Regions from separate parts of the Homo sapiens genome. Here region 2 is linked to region 1. A link is a contact called in ENCODE Hi-C or POLR2A ChIA-PET data. All regions are on one chromosome and are shown on one strand. Each heading gives the region's core, a stretch centred on a gene start or an enhancer-like site at or near the end of the contact. The rest is flanking DNA. Distances are from core to core; before and after follow the strand shown.

Region 1 (4,622 bases), core at 2,123-4,622:
ATAAAAAGAATGACATTGAAATATCATTTTTTACCTATCGGATTAGCACAAATCTAAATTTTATAATATATTCTCTTTGTGGAGCTGAGATAAAACACATGCATTGCTGGTGAGAGCGTAACCTGGGGAGCAATTTGGCAATATTTATCAAATCAAATATCATGTACTCTTTGACCCAGCATATATGTATATATATGAGGAGATTTATTATGGGAATTGGCTCAGGTGATTACGGAGGCTGAGAAGTCCCACCATCTGCCGCCTGCAAGCTGGAGGGCCTGGGAAATGCAGTCTGAGTCTTAAAGCCTGAGAACCAGGATCGAGAACCAGGAGCTCCAGTGTTGGAGGGCAGGAGAAGATGGATATCCCAGCTCAAGAAGACAAAGCAAGTTTGCCCCTACTCTGCCTTTTTGTTCTGTTCAGCTCTTAATGGATGGATGATGCCCACCTACACTGGTGAGGGTGAATCTTCACTTAGTCTATCAACTCCGATCTTCATCTTCTCCAGAAACATCCTCACAGACACACCCAGAAATCGTGTTTTACCAGCTATGTGGTCATTCCTTGGCCCAGTCAAGTTAACACATGAAATTAACCATCACACAGCCCAACAATTCCAGTTCTAGAACTGATCCTACAAATGCAAAATGATGGGTATATATACCAAGCCATTCACTTCTTTCAGCAAAATACTGGAAACAATCGAAATGTTCATGAAATCAGTAGATGGGGCCAGGCACAAAGGGGAACCCCTGTAACCCTAGCTACTTGGGAGACTGAGGTAGGAATATTGCTAGAGCCTGGGAGTTCAATGCTGTCGTGCACGATGGTCATGCCCGTGAATAGCCACTGTACTCCAGCCTGGGCAACATTAGCGAGACCTCAATCTCATCTCTTAAGAAAAATTAGGTTACAAAAAGATGGTACATCCATATACTCTCCCATACAACTTTTAAATCTTTTCTTCTCTTCTTCTTTTTTTTTTGAGACAGAGTTTCTGTCTTGTTGCCCAGGCTGGAGTGCAATGGCGGGACCTTGGCTCACTGCAACCTCTGCCTCCTGGGTTCAAGCGATTCTCCTGCCTCAGTCTCCTGAGTAGCTAGGATTACAGGTGTGCACCATCATGCCCAGCTAATTTTTGTATTTTTTTAGTAGAGATGGGGTTTCACCATGAACAGGCCAGGCTGGTCTCGAACTCCTGACCTAGTGATCTGCCCACCTCGGCCTCCTAAAGTGCTGGGATTACAGGTGTGAGCCACCACGCACGGCTCTTCTCTTCTTTAACAGGACAGAATACATTTCAGCTCCAAAACCAGCATTGTCTTTAATGGGGACTCCTAGAGGCATTCCCACCAAGTTAGGAACAAGACAGCACGCCCACTGTTACCAGCGTAAATCAACAATGTACCGGAGGTGCTAACCCACACAATAAGGTAAGGCAAAGAAAACAGAGATAGGAAAGTTGGAAAGGAGAAAGTAAAACCTTCATAATTTGAAGATAATAAGATTATAAAGCCAGGCATGGTGGCTCGCACCCGTAATCCCAGCTCTTTGGGAGGCTGAGGTGGGAGGATTACGTGAGTGCAGGAGGTTCCAGACCAGCCTGGGCGACATAGTGAGACTTCATCTCTACAAAAAATACAAAATTAGCTGAGTGTGGTGGTGTGCGCTTGTAATCCCAGCTACTCCAGAGGCTGAAGTGGGAGGATCCCTTAAACCCAAGAGGTGGAGACTGCAGTGAGCCAAGGTGCTACCACTGTACTGCAGCCTGGGGGACAGAGCAAGACTATGTTAAAAAAAAAAATACACACACACACACACACACACACACACACACACACACCCCTGGCAAATGCAAGCAAACGATCTGTGAAATGCTACAAATAGCAATAATTTATTAATTATCAGTGAACAAAACTCAATCATAGAGGTCAGTAGCTCTCACATTCCCGCTTTAGGATGATGGGGTACCAGTAAGACCAGGGACCTCCATAAACATGAGCCTGAGGGAAGAACATGTAATTTCCCTCTACCTTCCTAAGTTGATAGCTGGAACAAGCCTTCTGTGACAAAAGATAGATTAACAAGAGAAAAGCCATTTTTATGTTAATGCGCACAGTTTACATCTTGTGGGAGGAGCCTCAGTTCAAAGGTGTAGCTCTCAAGGAAGTGGCTTGAAGCTCTGCCTTAAATAGTATTTTATCAAAAAGCCGTAATTTTTTTTTTTTTTTTTTTTGAGACGGAGTCTCTCTCTGTGGCCCAGGCTGGAGTGCAGTGGCGCGATCTCGGCTCACTGCAAGCTCCGCCTCCCGGGTTCATGCCATTCTCCTGCCTCAGCCTCCCGAGTAGCTGGGACTACAGGCGCCCGCCACCGCACCCGGCTAATTTTTTTGTATTTTTAGTAGAGACGGGGTTTCACTGTATTAGCCAGGATGGTCTCGATCTCCTGACCTCGTGATCCGCCCACCTCAGCCTCCAAAAGTCCTGGGATTACAGGCTTGAGCCACAGCGCCCGGTGAAAAGCCATAAATCTTGGAGTGGTGACACGACAAAGGAGAGTCTTGCGAAGGCAGGAAAACTCTGGGAAGGGAGTAAAGTTAGCTCCCAAATTTCCCTGGTCCCATTGGCACCATCTCTGAGTTGATGAGCAAGTTGTTTGAGGAAATTTTCCATCTCTGGTTTTACACAGGAAAGCTGGAGGGGAGGTAGAAGGATCTCGTCTTTGTGAATTGCTGTCCTGCCATCGGGCAAGCAGAGGGAAAGGCTGAGTGCCCCCCTGCATTTAGCCTTCTTCAGCCCAACAATCACAGTGTTTTATTATTTATTTATTTGTTAATTAATTTGTTAATTAATTTATTCATTTAGAAATGGAGTCTCACTCTGTAGCCCAGGCTGGAGTGCAGTGGCACGATCTTGGCTACTGCAACCTCTGCCTCCTGGGTTCAGGTGATTCTCCTGCCTCAGCCTCCCAAGTAGTTGGGATTACAGGCATGAGCCATCACGCCCGGCTAATTTTTGTATTTTTAGTAGAGCTTGGCTACGTTGGCCAGGCTGGTTTCAAATGTCTGAGCTCAGGTGATCCGCCTGCCTCGGTCTCCCAAAGTGCTGGGATTACAGGTGTGAGCTACCGCGCCTGGCCGGCAGTATTTTAATTAGTTTATTTATGTAGTGTTTTACGCTTATGTAATACTCAGTATTTTAGAGAGAAATATTTAGGTTTCCTTCAAGCCCACTGCTGCACTTCATTTGCTGTGAAATGAGTTCTTCAGCGAGAGGCAGTGCTGGATGGAACAGCACACGATGACTAAGGCATTTTATAAATCTGCTTTTGGCAGGAATTTCTCCGCAGCCAGCATCCATGCCAGGCCTGTTCAGAGATGAGGGAGGTGTGGCCCCTGCCTTCCTGGAACCTATCCCAGCAGCCAGAACAGACAAGGACACCTGCAGTTCCAGTCTCTTGGGCCTAGTGCTGTGGGAAAATAGGAGGTGCCCATGATTAGGGCAGGAGGGGACCAGGGGCTGCCTGGAAGAGGCAATATGTGAAGGGTGGTGGAGGTGGGCAGGGTGAAGGGTGGAGTGAGGGCCTTCTACAGCAGGGAATGAATGGCATGACAGCAGGGGACAAGGATGTATCTGCGGAACCCCGGGAAATCTAGTCAAAACTGATGTGGCAGGGCTTTCAATGAAGAAGCACGTGAGGTCCTTCAACAGTGCCAGGCTCAATGGCGTGAGCACGACATGGGCTGGGGCTGGTGAGGATGTTGCAGGGGGCAGGAGCACATTGATTAGATGTGGGGAAGATACTAGGGATGTGTGTGTGTGAAGTTGTCCAAGGAGGCCAGGGCATAGGTCCAGGGGCAGTAATGAAGGAGGGTCTCTCCAAGATCATAGTCCTGACCTGGGCTGCCCATTAGAACCTCCCAAGAAGCACTGTGCTAAGTTGAGGAGCAGGGTCTCCTCTGAGGGCCACTGGCCATTCTGTCACATAGGAGGGACCAGCCACCTGTCCTCTGTAAAAGGGTCTTGGACATCACTCGGAGATAAAGTGGGAACTGGTCAGGAGACAGAGGTGTGTGTGCGCCTGTGGGTGGGACGGGAGTGAGCTGAGGTGAACCTGCAGCAGAACTGATGACAGCAAAGGAGCCTGGCAGTGAGTCAGCCAGGGTGGCTGGAGCCAGGGCATGGTGGGCACTGCGAGCCAGAGAGCATGGGGTGGGAGGCTGGACCTCCAAACCCTTCCAGGAGCCTGGTGCTGGGTGGTGCCCGGCCAGCCCGGCCACAGATGAGCTCAGCCTCTGCAGGGGCTCTTACCATGTTCTGGAAGCATCCTGATGGGGGTCGGGGGGCTAGGACCCTGCAAAGAGCACACGAGGCCACAGGGCAGGGCTCTGGCTCTTGGGTCAACGTTAACAGTCCTCTTGTCAGGGACAGGAGGAAAGTCACCTGGAGGGGGATGTTGGATTAACCTACCTGCCTTCTTGGGCTCACAGGGGACAAGGCCTTGATGCCCCTCTCTCTGTCCATTCAGGGTCCTGACTGAAAGGGTGGAGGATGGCAGGTAGAAGGTGCTCTGAGCATTCCTCCCCTGCCTCCTCACAGAGACGTCAAGGTAGAGGGCAGGC
Region 2 (4,772 bases), core at 2,067-4,566, 80 kb before region 1:
CACTGGGAGGACCCTCCTGGTCTGTTTCTGCAGGTGTGCTCTGCTGAGATGAAAATGACAGCTGCAGTCTGGTGGGCAGCGTGAAGGCTGGGAGTGGTTGCTCCTCACAGAAGGAACTAAGCACCTACCTTGGCTTCAAAGAAGTTCTTGGCACCTTTGACACCCTCCAGGGCCACATCGATCTCAGAAAGCTTTGCCAGCGCCATCAGCCCACTGTCCTCCTGCAGCTCCCCTGCCGCGGCCTTGTGGAAAATGAGCAGGAACTACAGGGGAAAGAAAGTAGGGAACCAGAGTCAGTCTCACTGACAGATTCATAACCAGCCCTCTGGTCCAAGCTGAAGTCACTCTGCCAATCACTTAAGAAAGATGTTTATGTATGCATGTGGCAAATTACTTTTTTCCCTCATCAGATTGTCAAAAATGAAAACATGCCGATTTTTCCCAAGGCTATAGGGAAATGGGCACCTTCATATTTATTTGAGAGTGTAAACCGATTCAAACTTTTTTTTTTTTTTTGAGGCAGAGTCTCGCTCTGTTGCCCAGGCTGGAGTGCAATGGCATGATCTCGGCTCACTGCAACCTCTGCCTCTGGGCTCAAGCGATTCTCATGTCTCAGCCTCCCGAGTAGCTGGGATTACAGGTGTGTGCCACCATGCGCGGCTAATTTTTATATTTTTAGTAGGGATGGGGTTTTGCCATGTTGGCCAGGTTGGTCTCAAACTCCTGACCTCAAGTGATCTGTCCGCCTCGGCCTCCCAAAGTGCTGGGATTACAGGCGTGAGCCACTGCCTCCCACCCTCAAACTTTTATTTATTTATTTTCTTTTTTATTTATTTAATTTTTTGAGATGGAGTTTCACTCTTGTTGCCCAGGCTGGAGTGCAGTGGTGCGATCTCGGCTCACTGCAACCTCTGCCTCCCAGGTTCAAGCGATTCTCCTGCCTCAGCCTCTCGAGTAGCTGGGATTACAGGGATGCACCATCATGCCTCGCTAATTTTTTTGTATTTTAGTAGAGACGGGGTTTCTCCATGTTGGTCAGGCTGGTCTCAAACTTCTGACCTCAGGTAATCCGCCCGCCTCGGCCTCCCAAAGTGCTGGGATTACAGGTGTGAGCCACTGCACCCAGCCTATTTATTTATTTTCTTGAGACAGGGTCTCGCTCTGGAGTGCTGTGGTGTGTTCATAGCTCACTGCAACCTTGACCTCCTGGGCTCAGGTGGTCCTATGCCCTCTGATTCCTGAGTAGCTGGGACCACAGGCGTGTGCCACCACACCTGGCTAATTTTTTTTTTTTTTAATTTGTAGAGACAGGGTCTTCTACGTTGCCCAGGCTGGTCTCAAACTCCTGGTCTCAAGTGATCCTCCTGCCTCAGTCTCCTAAAGTGCTGAAATTACAGGTGTGAGGCACTGTGCCTGGCCTTGATGGGCACTTTGGAAATGTTTACTGAAAATAAGATGCTTTTTGCCTTCCAACCATTAATTCCACTGGTGGGAATTTATCCTTCAGAAACATTCCTACAATGGTTTAAACATTATCTATGAAAGTAAAAAATTAGCAGCATCCTAGTTTACAGTGATGAAAGAAAAATCAAATAAACCTGTATATACTATTTTTTAAAAACTAAATAATATTTCCAATGGTTTTTTAACAACTTGTACTTTTCTTGTGTGTCTCATTTTTGCATTAGATTGTTTGCCTTTCTTACCATTTGCTAAAGATCTTCATAGAACCTGGTATGTTTCAAATATTTTAGCTCTATCACTTGCCTTTTAAGTATGTTTATGCTAATTTTCAACTTTCAAAAATTTTACATATAGTGTTATGCTTAGAAAAACCTTCCTCAGCACCAAGGTTATATAAACAACCACCTATGTTTTGTCTACAACTTTTATGGCTTCTTTTTTTTTTTAACCATGTAAATATTTAATCTCTGAAATTTATTTTTATTTATCATGTGAGGTTAATCATTAACCTTATTTTCTTCCAAATGGTTGGTTAGTAATCCTTGCATCATTTGTTGAATAATCCACCCTCCTCCTCCAGATTCAAAATGTGACCTGAATTAATTAATCTTCAGGCTTCCAAAGAACAAACTTTTAAATAAATAAATTGGCCAACCTTTTTTTTTTTGAGATGCAGTCTTGCTCTGTTGCTCAGGCTGGAGTGCAATGGCTCGATCTCGGCTCACTGCAACCTCTGCCTCCCGGGTTCAAGTGATCCTCCCGCCTCAGCCTCCCAAGTAGCTTGGATTACAGGAGCGTGACATCACACCTGGTTAATTTTTGTATTTTTAGTAGAAATGGGGTTTCACCATGTTGACCAAGCTGGTCTTGAACTCCTAGCCTCAGGCCTCCCAAAGTGCTGGGATTGCAGGCATGAGCCACCATGCCCAGCTATAAATTGGCCAAACTTAAATGGCAATTTCCCCATCTTCCTGTCCTCTCCCAAGGCAATTTTGTGGCTTTTTTAGTTCTCTTCTTTAAACAACTGCTATCTAAGCTTCATGACTTATTTTTCCATATGGAAAGAATATAAACTGATACGTTCCAAGCTATCATCGAAAGAGGCTCTCTCCAGGTTTTCAGGTGCTACCTAAAATGTATGCACCCACAGGAAAATTGCAGGTTTCCAGGTCTTTTTTCATAACCCTCTTCCCTAAAAGAATGCCTTCTCGCCAGGTGCAGTGGCTCACGCCTGTAATCCCAGCACTTTGGGAGGCCAAGGCAGGTGGATCACGAGGTCAGGAGTTCGAGACCAGCCTGACCAACATGGTGAAACCCCGTCTCCACTAAAAATACAAAGATTAGCCGGGCGTGGTGGTGCCTGCCTATAATCCCAGCTACTCAGGAGCCTGAAGCAGGAGAATCGCTTGAACCCAGGAGGTGGAGGTTGCAGTGAGCCGAGGTCGTACCATTGCACTCCAGCCTGGGCTACAGAGCAAGACTCTGTCTAAAAAAAAAAAAAAAAAGCCTTCTCAAAAGGGAAAAGAACACTACTTAAAGTAGAGTGATAGGTTAAGCAACTTCTACAGGCCTTCCAAATCCTCACTTGAGTATCATTACTGCCGAGGCTCTCAATCCCCAGAGGGAAGTGTGTTTCATGCCGGTGAGAGGCTCAACCACCGCATCCCCGAAATGCCTTGTAAGACACCCTCTTCCTATTGCTCCCTTCAGGGTCCTAACGCTACCGTGGATATTGTCAAATACAAAGCAAGAGACACAGCAAGATGCCCACGGAGAGGCCGACGGTCAGCCATGTTCAACCACCTGCAGCTTCAAACTCTCTCACTAGAGGCCGGCAGAGACTCAGTTTGCTGTGGATTATCAGAACCTGAACATTGACTTGAAAGAAGACAGGCCCCTTGGAGGAGGCCAGGCCCCCCAAGAATAGGTTGGAGGTCAAGGGGATGGTGACACAGGGGTGGAAAAGATCGAAGCAGCAGACTTCAGGGCTGCGGATGAGAGGCATGTGGAGAGAGGGACTGACATACTGGTCGCTCCGTGCCCTGCTATCCTTAAATCATTTCCTTCACAGAAGGCCCCACCTCCTTGCTCCACGAGGCAAAGAGAACAGGCAGCCCCACCAGGCCAGTGCTCTCTGGGACCCAGACAGGCAGCTGTGAAAAGATGGGAGCACTGGCTGGGCGTGGTGGCTCACACCTGTAATCTCAGCATTTTGGGAGGCTGAGTCGAGCGGATCACCTGAGGTCCGGAGTTCGAGACCAGCATGACCAACATGGTGAAACCCCATCTCTACTAAAAATACCAAAATTAGCCGGGCATGGTGGTACACAACTGTAATCCCAGCTACTCGGGAGGCTGAGGCACGAGAATCGCTTGAATCTGAGGGGTGGAGGTTGCAGTGAGCCGAGATCGCGCCATTGCACTCCAGCCTGGGTGACAGAGTGAAACTGTGTCTCAAATAAATAAATAAATAATAAAATAATAAAACAAAATATTTTTTAAGAGAAGACAGAGCACCACCCCCAGCCAGTGCCCACCCAGGTGACCTCAGGGACTCTCGCCATCCCCGAGGCTTGGCCTTCTCAAATCCAGAGTGGAGATGACAGTTTACGGACGGGCTTCATGAACTGGAAACATGAGGGAAAGCTCTCCTCACGGGTCCCTTCCCCAGAGCTGTTTCCTCTGAACCCTCAGGTCTGGGGCAGATCCAGACGTATCCACTCACTGTGCCAGGTCAGCAGGTGACCAGCAGCATCCCTGTCACACCTCAGGGGTACCCCCTACCCCAGCCAGTTAAAGAAGGGAAAAAACTCAGCTCAAGCTGAAAGCGCCCAGACTTCCATGAAGCATGCCAGACATTTCCATTTAATTTTGTTACAATCACCAACCGCCCTAAATGACAATTTATCCAACTGCCCAGCCTTGTTTGTCTTCCTATTTATAGTCCACAAAGCCGGGCATGTGGTAGAAGAATTGGAAACTGTCCTAGCTGTGACTGTGAAGAAAGAGGGGGAGGGAAGGAGAGGTAGAAAACAAAGAGACAGCAAGAGAACTAACAAAGCTAAAAAGCCCTTTCACACGCAAGCTATGGATGCTTCTGATACACTCAGGGAATTTTTAACTTCATGGCTTCGGCCGATGATGCAAACACTCCCACGGTATTAGTTAGAACTCTTAGGTTGCAAGTGACAGAAATAAACTTGTTCACTTAAGCAAAAAGGAGGTATTCATTATTTAAAATAGATGTCTCCGCCAGACACAGTGGCTCACACCCGTAATCCCAGCACTTTGGGAGGCCAAGGCGGGTG

The links. A loop is a pair of places that touch in the nucleus more often than their neighbours do. ChIA-PET counts read pairs that join two places held with the same protein, here RNA polymerase II (POLR2A). Pooled maps may share reads with other maps.
Region 2: a map of astrocyte of the cerebellum shows a loop between it and region 1 (2.6-fold over the local background). The contact joins two enhancer-like sites. A Hi-C loop is called at or near these places in 43 of 168 maps with a recorded cell type or tissue (Caco-2, Calu3, HCT116 and 26 more), 10 of 37 single-sample maps with no recorded cell type and 32 of 50 pooled maps. POLR2A ChIA-PET finds 5 or more read pairs at or near these places in 6 of 52 experiments (A549, H1, Panc1 and 3 more).

The regions. Positions count from the first base shown.
Region 1 is chr2:232,587,806-232,592,427 of GRCh38, reverse strand. The region is part of intron 3 of LOC105373929 (a long non-coding RNA gene); the gene reads left to right. Among named protein-coding and RNA genes, the nearest start is that of EIF4E2, 39 kb to the right of the region's middle. Within about 2 kb of position 3,372, at least 16 of the 41 ENCODE cell types and tissues checked have a DNase peak (open chromatin) inside an H3K27ac peak, as active enhancers do; they include ascending aorta and dorsolateral prefrontal cortex, where a contact is called at or near this core.
Region 2 is chr2:232,667,800-232,672,571 of GRCh38, reverse strand. EFHD1 (EF-hand domain family member D1) reads right to left here. Exons shown (of 4, transcript NM_025202.4): 3 at 129-263. Among named protein-coding and RNA genes, the nearest start is that of GIGYF2, 27 kb to the left of the region's middle. Within about 2 kb of position 3,316, at least 6 of the 41 ENCODE cell types and tissues checked have a DNase peak (open chromatin) inside an H3K27ac peak, as active enhancers do; they include ascending aorta and dorsolateral prefrontal cortex, where a contact is called at or near this core.